Linked DNA regions of Homo sapiens: region 1 is linked to region 2. Evidence: chromatin loops called from intact Hi-C (ENCODE). Cell type or tissue: adrenal gland. All regions are shown on one strand.

What was found. A loop is a pair of places that touch in the nucleus more often than their neighbours do. Peaks named below come from ENCODE experiments on the same cell type or tissue, not always from the same donor. Only the 100,000 strongest peaks of a DNase experiment are listed, where the experiment ranks them.
Region 1: a loop joins it to region 2, with 4 times the contacts of the local background. A loop is called at or near these places in 73 of 110 quality-filtered maps.

What each region holds. Positions count from the first base shown.
Region 1 is chr20:36,196,536-36,204,535 of GRCh38, reverse strand. It overlaps EPB41L1 (erythrocyte membrane protein band 4.1 like 1), which reads right to left. Exons shown (of 22, transcript NM_012156.2): 14 at 6,495-6,677. It overlaps LOC124904892 (a long non-coding RNA gene), which reads left to right and starts at 7,591. Exons shown (of 3, transcript XR_007067571.1): 1 at 7,591-7,854. RefSeq lists an enhancer at 4,659-4,708. In adrenal gland, CTCF peaks have their summits at 1,515 (motif pointing left) and 4,615 (motif pointing right); DNase peaks (open chromatin) are centred at 1,475, 4,715, 6,955 and 7,247; H3K27ac peaks cover 3,214 bases.
Region 2 is chr20:35,991,372-35,999,371 of GRCh38, reverse strand. CNBD2 (cyclic nucleotide binding domain containing 2) reads right to left here. Exons shown (of 12, transcript NM_001365709.1): 8 at 4,220-4,334. Among named protein-coding and RNA genes, the nearest start is that of CNBD2, 27 kb to the right of the region's middle. In adrenal gland, CTCF peaks have their summits at 4,010, 4,209 (motif pointing left), 6,265 and 6,468 (motif pointing left); DNase peaks (open chromatin) are centred at 4,241 and 6,600.

The DNA of each region.
Region 1 (8,000 bases), 210 kb before region 2:
TCTATCTAGCCTGGGCAACAAGAGCAAAACTCCATCTCAAAAAAAAAAAAAAAAAAAAAAAAAAGCACCAGATCGCAGCACTGTTAGGCCATCTCCCAACAGCCTCTACCTCCCCCAAGAGTTCTTCAAACAATGCCTGGGAGGGATGATGGACTTCTAGGGTGGTTAGAAAAGCAGGAAGGTCACTGGGTTTTTCATCTTGTGGCCACAGGATACTTCCCACAAAATTTTAATGCAAGTCGGCTATGTGACAGAAATACAGAGCTGCCCTGGTAAAGTTGGGGGTGTGGGCGGCCTTAATGCCCTGAGGTACCTCCCTCCTCACTGCCCCAACTAGAGCCCCTCGTGATACAGATATGGAAACTCAGACCTGGAGAAGCATCTTGCCCAAGGCCATACAGGGAGCAAGTGGAAAGGCAGGCCTTGAACTCAGTCTCTGACGCCAAGTTCTGTGAAGTGTGTCCTCTCCACCCTACCATGACCACCTCCACAGGGAGACATGCCCAGAACTTCTCCTGGCAGCAGGAGGGGGAAGGTTTATATGACCTTGGGCTCCTTTTCAGGTTATGACTTGGTGAGGAGTCTGTTAATCCCACCCCACAGGGAGGAGGAGTCTGTCAGATCCCATAAGATCTGAAACATTTTGAAGGCTCAAGAGAGCATCATAAACCCTCTGTCCCCACTGTGTTTTGAGAAAATCTCTCTGTCAGGGAATCAGAACCCATTAAAATAATCTTGTTCATGGGAAAGCGAGATAAAAGGAAGGGGGGAAGGTCTAGGTAAAGTCTGGGGTGGGTTTCTGAGCTTTTACTTCAGGTCATTAAGGCTTCAGGACCACAGCTCCTGAACCATCCCAAAGGGACGTGCTTTGAGAGCCTACGGAAGCTAGGTCCTTTTGCTCATTTCCTTGAGAAGCAGGTTCCTTCAGCTGCCTCCATTCCAGCTGTACTGACATCCGCCTGGCAATGATGGCCAAAGCCAGTCAATATGCCTCCTTCTGGAACATTCCTGCCCCAATTCTAACTAGCAACTAGGCTAGATAAGCAAGAGTGAGTGGCGCAGGTGCTGGCAGAGAATGAAAAGTAGACTCTGCAGGAAGAAAGGGGAAACGTATAGTGATTGTTAGTTGCTATGTGCCAGGCAATGCCAGCCCTTTGTCTGAGTTATTAAATTTAATCCAAATGGCAACTTGTGAAGCAGATATCGTTATCCTTATTTCAGAAGGCGAAACGGTATCCCAGAGGGGAGAGGCCATGCGCAAGATCACAGGCTGAGCAGCGGGGGACAAAGTAAAATGTAGGATCCTGAAGAGGAAAAGAAAACTGAACAAAAAAGAAAAAAACTTCCACGGTGCGAAGGCACGGGTAGAGCCACACACCTGGCCCGAGGGGTTGGCGTGAAAGTCGTTCTAACCCGAATCACAAGATGGGATAATCTTAGGGTAGCCCCAGGTAGCCGCAGCCCCGCAGCCATTCTTTCTGGAGCCAGGGGACCGTCGGTGCCTTGCTCAGAGCGCCCCCTGCCGTCAGGTAGGGGCACTGCAGCAAAGGAAGCTGGCAACAGGGGTGGGGAGAAACAGAGCCAGTTGGGCTCACAGCTGTCTGCACCCAAGGCACAGACAGGAAACTCTCCAGCCTGGCTGTTCTCCTGACTCCAGGCTGTTCAGGCCCCTCCTGGAGCTCTGGGTCACATTTTGGGGCCTGCCTTTTTTTTTTTTTTTTTTTTGAGACGGAGTTTTGCTCTGTCTTCCAGGCTGGAGTGCAGAGGCGTGATCTTGCCTCACTGACAGCCGCCTCCCGAGTTCAAGCGATTCTCCTGCCTCAGCCTCCCCAGTAGCTAGGATTACAGGCACGCGCCACCACGCCCAGCTTATTATTATTATTATTATTATTATTTGTATTTTTAGTAGAGACAGGGTTTCACCATTTTGGCCAGGCTGGTCTCGAACTCCTGACCTCAGGTGATCCACCCAACTCAGTCTCCCAAAGTGCTGGAATTACAGGCGTGAGCCACCATGCCCAGCCAGGCCTGCCCTTTATACGAGGAGGGGGTCCAGGGTAAGGGGCCCTCCAGAAACCATTTCCTGGGAGAAAGTGGGAAGAGAGTGAAGTGTTCTAGGGAAGGGGAGGTGTTCAAGTCTCCGAAGGGCTGGCCTGGAGGAGGATGCAGAGCGGTAGCGGGCACCAGCGGGCAGAATGAGACCTACAGGCTGCTAATTTGAAAAGGCAGATTTCAATTCAACACGAAAACTTCCCAATAGTTAATGGGCTGCCGCCAAGGACAGCAAAAGTGCCTGCTGTGGAAGAGCTGGATGGACATTTGCAGGAGAATGATGCGGGGGCGGGGTGCAGGTTGTGGGCTCTGCTCCCCAAATGGGCACCTGTCCTTGGTCACAGGAGCATCTCTGTGTCCAGGGCATCTCTCTAGCCCTGTCCTTGGTATGCTGTTGACTCTTGTCCGATTTCCCTCAAGAGAGTGTGCGGATAGTTTTGTTCTTTAGATTGAGGAAAAATTCATAGAGTAGAAGTATGACTTATGTTTTATCACTTATGTAGCTCATTTATGTCTTTCTTAAAGTTCCAGCACGTTTGCAGCAGCTAAAGAAGTTTTCTCTGAGAATGGAGAAAGGTACAGGCCCTCAGAGGAGAGCATACATCAACAGGGGAGCGGCAGATATTGGGGAAGAAAGTTCTGCCCAGATGATCGCTCAGTAGCTTCCAACCCTGATAGTCCATAAAATCCCATCAGAGGAGGGAGCACAGCCTCCTGCCTGGGCCTGGATTCTATGCCCAGCATCCATGAAGGGCCACAGGAAGTTCAAAGAGCCCTCCACTTGCTGCCGCCCTGGGCATAGAAGCAATGGCCTCCTCATTTCAAACACTTGCCTGACCAATCTCTCTACAACCCTAAGGATACTCCTTAGAGAAAGATGTCCACTTTTGCCTGCCTCCTTGATGGGCCCAAGCTCCAGGGGAGTTCAGAGAAGACGCAGGCCGGAGATGCCTGGAATGTCGTGCCCTAACTAACCACTGCTAGACCATTCAGGCTTCTGAACAGAGAAAAGACCTTAAGGCAGAAGGCATTTGGGTGCCATGACCCCTGACCCTAAGCATAGAAGTCAGAGCCTGCTTCTAGCATGACCCCTGACCCTAAGCATGGAAGTCAGAGCCTGCCTCTAGCATGACCCCTGACCCTAAGCATAGAAGTCAGGGCCTGCCTCTAGAGTCACCTGCCTCACCAGGACCTGAAAGAGGGAGATCATTCCTGCCTCTCCTTCGAGGCCAAAGGCAATGCAGGCTGTTCTGTCTTCCCAGAATGGTTGCAGTCCTGTCCCTCCTGAGAAACAATGGATGAGGGAGGGGCTGGCCCTTTATGGATCTCTGGGATGGGGACATTTCCTTATCACAGCATGGAGACAGCATGGGTTACCCATTGCTTCCAACTGCTTGGCAGAATCTGGTACATTCCCCTCACCCCAGAGAAAGGGTTTTCTTAAGACCACAGAGGGTGGTTCTGGGTGGGCAGGAGGAAGGGGCACAGGAAGGTGAAGACAGTAACCTCAGGAGATGCTGCGAGGCTTTTCTGAGTGAACACTTCCAAGCCTGCGGCTGCTCCAGGCTCAGGTACCAAGTCCCGCTGAGAGATGTCCTGGGTCCTCTGGGACTGCAGGGGAGGCCCAGAGCCAGAGGAAAGGGAAAGAGGGAGGAAGGGAAGGAGAGACAGAGACAGGAAGAGAGGGAAAGAGAAAAAGTAGGAGAGAGAGACACACACACAAAGTCCATAAATAGCCCAGCTTTTTAAGTCCCATATCTGTAGGATTTGTGGATTAGGTCAGGGAGTAGCCACTCTGTGGGGTGAGCTCGGGAGGGACTGCCCTTCTGAGCCACTTAAGGGAGGGAGGCCCACAGTCAGCCCCAGTGCCCTTCCCCCATGGCCTGCCCACTCTCATTCAGAGATGTTGGAGCCATATCATTTAGACTCTGGCTCCAGATGTCTCTGGCTTAGGCTATGGTTCAACCCTGCAGTTTGGATTACAGCCCCCTTTAAACACTGAAACTTGGGTTTGGCAAATGGGAACAGTTAGAGTTCCCTCTGTTTTCCCCTTGGCCCAGATGAGGCCCAACAATATACGAGGAGGCTGCTAGGAATTCTGGATGACACAGGCATCTTCAGGATGCCCCCCACAAAACTGATTTTGGGATCAGGGATTCTAGTCACCAACAGCAACAGCCCCATGACTGCCCAGCACCTTCCAGTTGAGAAAGTGCTTTTATATTAATTATTTCACTCTACTTTCCCAACTACCCTATGGAATGACCATTTTGGTCCTCCTGTAGGTGGACTAGGCAATGCGGCTCAAAAAGGGGAAGTTACCCAAGGAGCCAGTCAATCCTTGTCTATGGCACCTCCCCATCTCCCAAATCTTCAAAGGCCCCTAAATGCCAAGGGGGCCTGTAAGCCAGTTCTGAATGGTCCATAGCTCCAGGGTGAGCTCCTGGACCATAGTTCTTTCCAGCAGTGGACTATACTTCTTGCGGCTGAGCAGGGCTGGGAGGTGGAGCAGATTCCACCTTTTACTAAGACCCATCTTCTAGCAGTTCCAGCTATCACCAGCAGGTGGGGCACACCCTACACCAGGCTACACTGAGACACTCCAGAGGTCTAGACCTCACTTCCCAGGGCTCATCCTCCCCTTCTCTTCTGGAGACTCACTCTTTCAGTAGCCTCTGCATCCCACCTCGCCCACAGCCAGGCCAAGCTTGGCCAGCCCACATCAGGATTGATTAGGGGCCACGCTGAAGGGCAGAAGAGGATGTTGTTCACTGGATCACTAGACCAGCCTCCGCCACCCAGCCCAGGGTCTTGCTTGTGCCAGAGGCAAACAGAGGCCCTTCATGGATGCAGAGGTCTGCCCTTCTTCCACAGCACCAGCCTTAAAGGCCCCCAAAGCATCCCTAATTCTGTGACTCACAAACCAGAAAGCCACCCCAGTAGCTCTCTCTGGACTTATGCCTTACTAGACAAAGCCGTCTGTTATCTGGCAGGTTCAGGCCATGGTAGCACTGATCCAATAAAATGCTCTGCTAATTAGATCATGGGTGCATCACCAATTTTCAAAGCATTAGAGGGCAGCACACATACAATTGACTCTCTACCTGGTCTTTATGTGATTTGGTCTTGCTCCTAGGCAGCTGTGATTTAATAGCACATACAATAGCCTGGGTCACAAGAAAATTGGGTTCTGGTTCCTCTTCCATCAGCTAAGACACTGAATAAGTCCTTCCTCTTTCTGGGTCTCGGTGCCCCTATCTGTAAAATGAAGGTTCTGAGCAGGTTCCCAGGGCCCTTTCAACTTTTATTTTATTTAGGAAAGGGGAATTTTATTTGTTAAAGAAAAGTCGTCTGTGAATGCCTCTAGTTAAATTAGTATGCTTGACTTTAACACTTTGGATTGAAACATGCTTTCTTTATCCTGATTTGAAGTTAACCTCCTCTGTGGAAGAGTCTGGAACTCTCAAGTGAAACAATAACTCACACTGCGCATCAAGGTACTCTGCTAGTCCCTCTACGTGCATTATCTCGTTTAATCCTTACAACATCCCCATGAAGTAGGTGCTTTTATTATCTCTACCCAACGAGCCTCAGAGAGGTTAAGTAACAAGCCCAAAGTCATCCAGCTGGCAGGCAGCGGAGCCAGAATTCAAACCCAGGCAGTGCAAGTCTACACCACAACCGTATTTGAGACCAGTAAGCAATAGCTTCAGGGAGAAAACACCTAAGTATAAACTGGGGTAAATATCGCCAAGATTTAGCAAGGGCTAAAAATACTGACTTGAGAGTCTAAATGCAGTGCTTCCCCAAATCCTAACTTTATCTCTTCTTCAATCGAGAAAACACCCCACTCTTTCCACTCGGAAAGGCAGGTCATGTGAGATCCTTTTCTGAAGCCTCAGAAGCAGGTCTGATTTCTGTGAAGGGCCCATTCCCCTCCAGTGGACTCCGAAGCCCCTTCTAGGAGGGACCACTCCCCGATCCGTGTTTTCACAATAGGCACAACAGGGTCTGGTTCTGGAGAGAGCTATTGGGATTCTCAAAATGTAGTGTGCATGAAAAGCCTCTGCAGCACTTGTCCAGATGCCGATGCCAGCACTGAGTCCAAATATCTGATTCAGTAGGTCTGGGCTGGGGCCCTGAAACCTGCATTTCTAACCAGCACCCCTTCCCCATTATACTCGGGCTGATGGAAGGGGAGTACGCCAAGCTACCATGAGTCTTGAGTTTTTCATGTTTTAAGTTGGTCTCCAGGACCCAGGATTCCAAGATTTAGTGAATTCATCTCCCTCAGCCTAATCTACCACCCTCTCCATCCCCACCAGCCCCTAAGCAGCAATGGGGGAAGCATATTGGTGTGGAGGATGAGTGTAAGTCAGGATGCAGCAACCCAATGTCTCTTTACCCAAGGCCCCTATCGAGGGGTTCAGGGCGACACCTACCTCATTGGCTTTCTCAGGGGTGCCCTTGGGGGAGGGGGAGGCGGGGGAGGAGGGCAGCCTGCGCTCCCGTTCCCAGTCTCGATCCCGGTGGATGAGTTTGCTGTTGGGCTCCTTCAGGGTCCTTTTGAGCTCATTGATGCTGGCCTGGTGCTTCAGCAAGACATCTTCTGGCTTGTCTAAGAACTAGGGATAGATGGAGAGGGTGGTGGTGTTAGGGGAACAGCTCCAAGCGGGGATGCAGGGTGCAGGGATGATGGCAGCAGTCACCATCACCACCCTCCACCAGCAACGTTATTCCCACTCTGACCTGTGTCACTCTCATGGCAGCCCCAGAGACAAACCAGGGCAAGGAGAACCACCCCAACAGGTGCACATCCCAAGGCACAGAGCACTGAAGATGAAAAAGAGGAGATGTCTAGTCAAGCCACCTTCGCTTCTCCCTTGCCTGGCTCTACAGCCTCTGAACAGCCAACCTCTACCCAAAGCCCACAGGTCTGGGTGAGTTCCCTGTGGTGCTATAAGCCCGGTCTTAGTCACAGAGGTGACTTCCCTCTGTTACAACTAAGGCATAGCAGGCAGCAACTGCCAGAGAGCTATAATAACTCACTAATCCTATTCACTGGGCTGCTCTGACTCATTCAGGTGCCTCCTAGATCCCTCCTGGATCCCAGTGTCCACTTTCTGGCTGAGACTTGGGCCACTGTACTTAACAGGATGTCCAGTCTGGGCCCCTCCTAGCCCAACATGCACAACTGCTCAGGCCCTGGGGAGGCCCACAGTACAGATCCTCCTCAAGCCAGGGACATCCAGAAGAATGGCCAAGCTCCCACACTAGGGACCAGGGGCAGGAAAAAATTGCATCTAGTCTCCTCTGTGATGGGACACTACCTTCCCCAACCACCCTGGACCTTCCAGATACCTTTCAGGTACTGACTCACCAATAGCAGACAGGGTGAGATACAGCCAGATAGAGAAACTAGAATGCTGTGGAGTGTTCAGGAAGATTAGGAGAATTAGAGACCAGGAAGAAGAGCAGTAAGTCCCACAGCTGGGCACAAGAATTGAGCCAGGTATAGCCAGAGTTGTAGGATTCTACCTATATGGGTAGTGTTCCCAGCCAGTGCAGCATGACAGAGTCATCTCCTTAGGTCAAGGGAGGACGAGCTTTGTGCAGGAGCTGGCAGGGACCTGCCAAAAGCTGTTTATCTGGCTACTTCTGGGGCAAAGTGGTGGCTGGCAGCCCAAGGACGCTTATCTGCAAGGCTGCTTAAAAATTCATGTTAACTCAATTCAGGACAAGAAATGGACAATCTCAGCTTATTAAAGTCAGATCAGGTAATTCTGGAAGAACCACTGGAAGGTAAGCTTACCCTTGGACAAAGCTAGAATCTTCCCCTGGGCTCATCTCTGGTACCCAAGGATCCACTATGGCTGACTCCTAAGCTACCTCAGGAAGGAAACCAATCCCAGTGAGGCTCCTGCTTTCCCTCCAGACATCTGTCTGTT
Region 2 (8,000 bases):
AAAAGGGAATAGATGTGACAAATAGAAAGAAAAATAGCAAGATGGTAGAGTCAAATCCAACCATAATCAATATTAACATTAAATGTCAATGATTAGGCATCTCAATAAAAATTGGGTCTTTCAGCAAGATCCAATTATATGCTGCCTTTAAGAAATTCACTTTTACATATAAAGACACAAATAGGTTAAACACAAAAGGATGGAAAAAGATATACCAAACTAATACTAATCAAGAGGAAGCTACACTAAATCAAAAGAAGTGGCTGAATTTACATCAGAAAAAGTAGGTTTTAGAGCAAAGAATATTACCAGGGACAAATAAGTTCATTTCATAATAATTAAGAGTTCAATCCCAAACATCTATGCATATAATAAAAGAGCTTCAAAATATATGAGGCAAAACAGACAGAAATACAAGGAGAAAAATATATCTATAATTATGGCTGGAGATTTTAACAACTCTATTAAGAATTTTTTTTTTTTTTTTTTTTTTTTTTGAGAGACACAGTCTTGCTCTGTCGCTCGGACTGGAGTGCAGTGGCGTGATCTTGGCTTACTGCAACCTCTGCCTCCCGGGTTCAAGCAATTCTCCTGCCTCAGCTTCCCAAGTAGCTGGGACTACAGGCATGCGCCACCATGCCCAGCTAATTTTTGTATTATTTTGGTAGAGACAGGGTTTCACTATATGTTGGCCAGGCTGGTCTCGAACTCCTGACCTCAGGTGATCTGCCCGCCTTGGCCTCCCAAAGTGCTGGGATTACACGCGTGAACCACCACGCCAGCCTCTATTAACAATTGATAGAGCAAGTAGACAGAAAGTTATAAGGGTACAGATGACTTGACCAATACTATCAACCAACTTCACCTACTTAACATTCATAGAACACTGCACCCCAAAACAGCAAGTTTTTTTCAAATGCAAATGAAACATTTACCAAGACAGACTATATTCTGGACCATAAAACAAGTTTTAATACATTTCAGAGGATTCAAATCATATAAAGTATGTTATCTTAGAATTCAATAACAGAGGCCAGGCGTGGTGGCTCACGCCTATAATCCCAGCACTTTGGGAGGCCGAGGCAGGCAGATCACCAGAGGTCAGGAGTTCAAGCCCAGCCTGGCCAACATGCTGAAACCCCATCTCTACTAAAATACAAAAATTAGCTGGGTTTGGTGGTGCATGCCTGTAATCCCAGCTACTCGGGAGGCTGAGGCAGGAGAATTGCTCGAACCTGGGGGGTGGAGGATGAAGTGAGCTGAGATTGTACCACTGCACTCCAGCCTGGGTGACAGAGCGAGACTCCCTCTCAAAAAAAAAAAAAAAAAAAGAAAAAGAAAAAAGAAATCAGTAACAGAAAGATAGGTGGATAATCCCCCAAATGCTTGGAAACTAAACACTCTTCTAAATATTCCATGGGTCAAAGAAGAAATCAAAAGAGAAATTTAAAGGTATTTTGAACTGAATAACATTGAAAATACAACATATCAAAATTTGTGGGATGCAACTTTTTCTCTGGTGGATTGACAGTGGAAAAGTGACAAACAAGAATTGACATGAGAAGAAACATTTACTGAGTACTTATAAGGCCTCATGCATACATCATCTCACTCTGCCTTCCTAGCAGCCTGTTGTGGTAATGATAACAAACATCTGCCATCTGCCTATGCAGCCAGGTAGTGTTCTAAGAGTTTTTATATATTAATTTGCTTAATGTCATTACAATCCTACGAGGTACGGACCATTATTTACATTTTACAGACTCTGAGGGCACTGGTGCACTTAGACATAGGGCCCACTTGCCCAGTATCACATCACTAATAAGAGAAGGACCCTGTATTCAAACAGAAGCAGTGGACTCCAAGCCTATGCTGCTAACCATGACACTACCCAAGGTAGATATGAAGAAACCAGGCCCAGAGACTTTGAGTACTCACCAAAGCTACCCAGCTAATAAATGGGACTCAAACCCAGCTCTGTTCAGCTCCAACCTCTCCTTTTTCCGCCCTTCTCCTCGCCACCCTGTGTTGGCCTCAGTTCTAATCTCAGGAGGACTGCTATATCTATAAGGCAATCCTTGGGGAGGAGGCCCCAGGATACACAGATTACAATCTCAAGGGAAGTGGGGGGAAGCATGCCAGTACTGAGCAGGAGGTAAGAGATAAGACATCTGAGCCACTGCAAATATCTGTTGAGGGCTGGGGTCCTTGACCCAAGTGGGTGACACAAAAAGATCTGCAGAGGATGGAAGGGGAAAAAAATAAATAAAAATGCCATTACAGAGCTGTGAATGGAAACAATACTACCCTAGAATCAGCAAGCCTGGTTATCACCCTGGCCAGTTCTAGAGGCTGCTACTTGACAACGTCTATGTCCAACAACAGGAAATGGAGAATGAAGAAGGCTGGAGATATTTATGAAGAGAAGAAAGTCTGGGCTTTGGAACCAGTTGTGCCTGGGTTAGAATCCCAACTCTACAGTCCTACATTGCTACTTATTTGCCCTATGAGCCAGTTTCCTCATGTGTCAGATGGTACAATCGTACCTTCTTAAAGAGTTATTAGGCCAGGTGCGGTGGCTCATGCCTGTAATCCCAACACTCTGGGAGGCCGAGGCAGTCGGATCACTTAAGGTCAGGAGTTCGAGACCAGCCTGGCCAACACAGTGAAATCCCATCTGTACTAAAAAAACAAAAATTGGCCGGGCATGGTGGCATGTGCCCGTAATCCCAGCTGCTCGGGATGCTGAGGCAGGAGAATTGCCTGAACCTGGGAGGCAGAGGTTGCAGTGAGCTGAGACTGCACCACTGCACTCCAGCCTGGGCAACAGAGTGAGACTCTGTCTCCAAAAAAAAAAAAAAAACAAAAAGAGAGCTATTATGAGAATTATGCAATATGTATAAACAGTCAAGCCCAATATAATAAACATACAATTAGAATTCAATAAATGATCACTGTTATTCATACTTGTTACTGAGTTGGGATAAGGCTGTGGAGAGTGCGCATACATTCACAGCCTAGGATGTGTCCAAACCACACACAGCAGCCAAAATATGTTTATCCATTAACTCTGTAATTCACTTCTGAGCACCTGCTAGATGCCAGGCATAATACGAAGCCCTGGGAATGCAAAGCCTTCATAGAGCTTATATTCTAGCAAGGGAAACAGATGTTTAATAAGCATTTCAGACTCAGTTGTATGATTTCAGTGGGGTTATATAACACAGAAGAGTACTTGAATGGTACTTGAAGGGTACTAGAATGGCATATAGCAGAGGATGGAAGATCTGGTCCAGCATGAGAAACCAGGAAGACTTCTTCAAGGAAGAATGTGTAGTCTAAGATCTCAAAGACAGAAGTGCTCCCTCTCCATGTGATGCCCTTTGCTGCCCCGGGACTCTGAAGAGTCCCCACCAGCAAGAAGTCCTTCACCAGATGCAGCCCCTCGACCTCAGATTCCCTAGCCTCCAGAACTATAAGAAATAAATTTCTTTTCTTTATAAGTTACCCAGTCTCAGATATTCAGTTATAGAAATAGAAAACTGACTAAGATACCATATGACCCAGAAATTCCACTCCTAGGCATATAGGTAATACCCAAGAGAACTGAAAAATATGTTCACACAAAAACTTGCATACAAATGTTCATAGCAACATTATTCAAAACAGCCAAAAAGTGAAAACAATCCAAATGTTCACCAACTGATAAGTGGACAAAAAAAATGTGGTATATGCATACATTAGAATATTATTCAGCCATAAAACAGAATGAAGAAATGATATCTGCTACAACATAAATAGACCTTGAAAACATGGTGCTCAGTGAAGGAAGTCAGATGCAAAAAGCCAAATAATGTATGATGCTATTTATATGAAAAGTCCATCACAGGCAAATCCAGAGACAGAATGAACAAATAAATAAATAAATTTTAAAAAGCAGAAGAGAGCTGGGTGAAAAAAAGGGTGGGGGATATGTGAGGCAAGGAGTTGATGGTCACGTGGGAGAACCTAAACAGCAAAAGGGAAAAGGCTCAATAAAAAAAAAAGGCTGGAAAGGAGGGCAGGGCCTTGCAGACTGGGTTTCCACCGCTGGTAGAAGGGTGCAGATGATATACGCTGTCAGGCTGGCTGACTAGATTTCTAAGGCTCTATGTGCTGGGAACTGGAAACAGGACAGGCCCAGGCGCCCCCTGCTGTCAGACAGGCCAAGGCAGCTTACCACTCAGGTGGGTCTTCAGAGGTCTGCCATCTATCAGCTCCAGGTGCTGCCAGATCCATCTACGGTAGGAAGGGGAGGCCCCAAGGTCCAACAGCCGCAGGACTTCACAGCTGCCCTGAACACAGCAAGGGACATAGGAAAAGGGTTAACCCCTAAGGCTCCAGGTAGGCCAGGCTTTGAAGAAAATCTCTCTTAATTGCATCTTATCCCATTTTGTTTTATTTGCTTAATGCAAGTGGTTTCAGGTTCTTTTTTCTTTTTTTTGAGATGGAGTCTCACTTTGTCACCCACGCTGGAGAGCAATGGGGCAATCTCGGCTCACTGCAACCTCTGCCTCCTGAGTTCAAGCGATTCTCCTGCCTCAGCCTCCTGAGTAGCTGGGATTATAGACATGTGCCACCATGCCCGGCTAATTTTTGTATTTTTAGTAGAGACGGGGTTTCACCATGTTGGCCAGGCTGGTCTCGAACTCCTGACCTCAAGCAATCTGCCTGCCTCGACCTCCCAAAGTGCTGGGATTACAGGTGTGAGCCACCACGCCCAGCCTGGTGCTTTTTTTTTTTCTTTTTTTTTTTTTAAATGAAAATGTTATTTACTCACCATACGAAGTTCAAGTAACTGAAGAAGCATAAGAACTAAATATAAGCCAGGCACGGTGGCTCACGGACTGTAATCCCAGCACTTTGGGAGGCTGATGTGGGAAGATCACTTGAGCCCAGGAGTTCAAGACCAGCCTGGCCAACATGGCAACACAAAATTATTTTGTCTCTACTAAAAATACAAAAATTAAGCCGGCCTTGTGGCTCACGCCTGTAATCCTAGCACTTTGGGAGGCTGAGGCAGGCAGATCACCTGAGGTCGGGAGTTCGAGACCAGCCTGACCAATATGGATAAACCCCGTCCCTACTAAAAATACAAAATTAGCCGGGTGTGGTGGCACATGCCTGTAATCCCAGCTATTCGGGAGGCTGAGGCAGGAGAATCGCTTGAACCCAGGAGGCAGAGGTTGCAGTGAGCCAAGATCGCATCATTGCACTGCAGCCTGGGCAACAAGAGCAAAACTCTGGCTCAAACAAAACAAAACAAACAAACAAAAAAAAACAAAATTAGCCGGGCATGGTGGCGCATGCCTGTAATCCCAGCTACTCAGGAGGCTGAGGCAGGAGAATCGAATCACTTGAACCCAGGAGGCGGAGGTTGCCATGAGCCAAGATCATGCCATTGCACTCCAGCCTGGGCAAGAAGAGTGAAATTCTGTCTCCAAAAAAAAAAAAAAAAAAAAAAAGATTAGCTGAATTAGCTGGGCATGGTGGTGCATGCCTGTAGTTCCAGCTACAGGAGTTCTTTGTACTGTTCTTATAATTTTTTTATAAATTTAAAATTATTCCAAAATTGAAAGTTTAAAAATATTCAAACCAGACATAAAAACATAGAGATAAAAACTACATTAATCCTGACACTCAGAAATAACTAGTAGTAACATATTAGTGAATATTATTTCAAACTTTTCTCTATGAACATATAAGATGTATATCTACAATTTTTCATCAACGAATTCATTTACATAAAACAGACTCTTGTAACTTTTTAAGAAACTCAATAATATATCAAATACCTCTTTTCATGCCAAACAATATGGTTCTATAGTATCATGTTTAATGGTCACATATTATTCTATGCACACCATAATTTATAAAATTAAAAATAACAAATATTCAGTTGAGCAAAAGAAGTCAGAAACAAGGAATACACACTGTATGATTCCATTTATATGAAGTTCAAAAACATGCAAAAGTAACCTGTGGTGACATAAGTCTTAAGAGTATTAAGCTTTGTGGGGGGATTTTGTCTAGGAAGGAGCACAGGAGAGCCTTCTGGAGTAGTGGAAATGTTTTTTATCTTGATTTGGGTAATGATCACTCAGGTGTATACATATATAAAAATTTATGAAGCTGTAAAGTTTAGATTTGAAATCTTTACTGCATACTTTTTTTTTTCTTTTTTTTGAGCTATAGGGGAACTGCAGGTGCCAGAGAAACAACATGAGCCCGGTTTCCTCAAGTATTTAGTAGGTCTTTAATTGCATCTATGGAGAGAACAGTTCCACTATGTGTCCCCCAGTGATAAACTGTTAGAAATGAGTTGAAAGTGTGCATTAAGTTTTCGATGCCATCAGGAAATCTTCTCTAGCTTTCTGAGGTCCCAGGGGTGTCCAGCCACCCGCAGCTGATTTTGCCCTCTAGTGGTAATATGAGTAAACTACAGGAGTCGGGACAGCTTGATCTCCCTCCCAGAGATGAACACTCAAAAAACGCTGGCCAGGCAGGAAAAAAAAAGAGAGAAAAGAGCAGTCCTTTAGAGGGGGCTGGTGCTTTTCATTTCCAACCAGGGTCGGGGGGTGGGGGAGGGGGTGCTGTACCAAAATATGGCTTGTTGTTGCCTGATCCTCTGAATTCTCAAAAGCCAGAAATCAGAATTTTTATATAAAATCTTCACATTGATGATTAAATCAGATTTTAATAAAACACTGTAAGGAACAAACCAGATTCATCTTCTGGCCAAGAGCTCCCTACCTTGCTGTCCTTTAGTGACTTCCGCATTATTTTTCTCAGAATGAAGGCTCAGCACCCCTGCATTAGAATCCCCTACAGCACTTGCTCAAATGCAGATTCCAGAGTTAATGAATCAATCTCTGGGGTGAGACAGCAAATCTGCCTTTTTAAAAAGCACCCTATGTGTTTGTATGCTTACCAAAGTTTGAGAATTCCTCCCTCAGGAAGCACCCTACATGTCTGGATGCTTACCAAAATTTGAAAATTCCTCCCTTAGGTCAGGGGTTCTCCTACATCAGTGTGCATTGGAATCGCCTGGAAGCCTTGTTAAAACACAGATCACTGAGCCCTTCCTCCTAGAGTTTTGGATTGAGTAGCTCTTGGGTGGGCCTGAGAATTTGCATTTTGAAATGAGTTCCCCGCCAGGCGCGGTGGTTCATGCCTGTAATCCCAGCACTTTGGGAGGCCGAGGAGGGTGGAACACCTGAGGTCAGGAGTTTGAGACCAGCCTGGCCAACATGGTGAAATCCCATCTCTACTAAAAATACAAAAATTAGCCAGGCCTGGTGGCGGGCACCTGTAATCCCAGCTACTCAGGAGGCTGAGGCAGGAGAATCACTTGAACCCAGGAGGTGGAGGTTGCAGTGAGCCAAGATCGTGCCATTGCACTCCAGCCTGGGCGACAGGAATGAAACTCCATCTCAAAAAAAAAAAATAAAAGAAGAAGAAATGAGTTCCCAAGTGCTGCTGGTGCTGCTGGTCCAGCCACCGCACTTTGAGAAGCACTGGATTGCGGGAGGAATGCTCACTGAGTAAGCATGTACTAAACTGATTCTCATCCTTACCAGACTTTATGGGGTGATTGGTACCATTTCACAGGTGAAGCAATGGAGGCAAAACAGATGAAGAACCACCCCCCGCTTTCTGCCAGTCAGAATGTAATCATTATGCTGATTAAAGAAAATATTGTAAAGGATTTCTATCCCTCACCACACATCCCCCCATCTTTTCTGGCTATATAGTATCAAAGAGCTTAGAGTTAAATTTGGAGAGATATGGCAGAGGTGATCACCTCAAAATTTTAGCACAGAGGAAGCAAATATCAAGGAGGAGAAGGAACTGCCAATTGATATCTGGCAATAAATCTTTTGCTACTTATATTAACTAGACTTGATTCTGTTCTCTGGGACTGAGCCGAGAATAACAACACACACACCACGCCCCTGGTG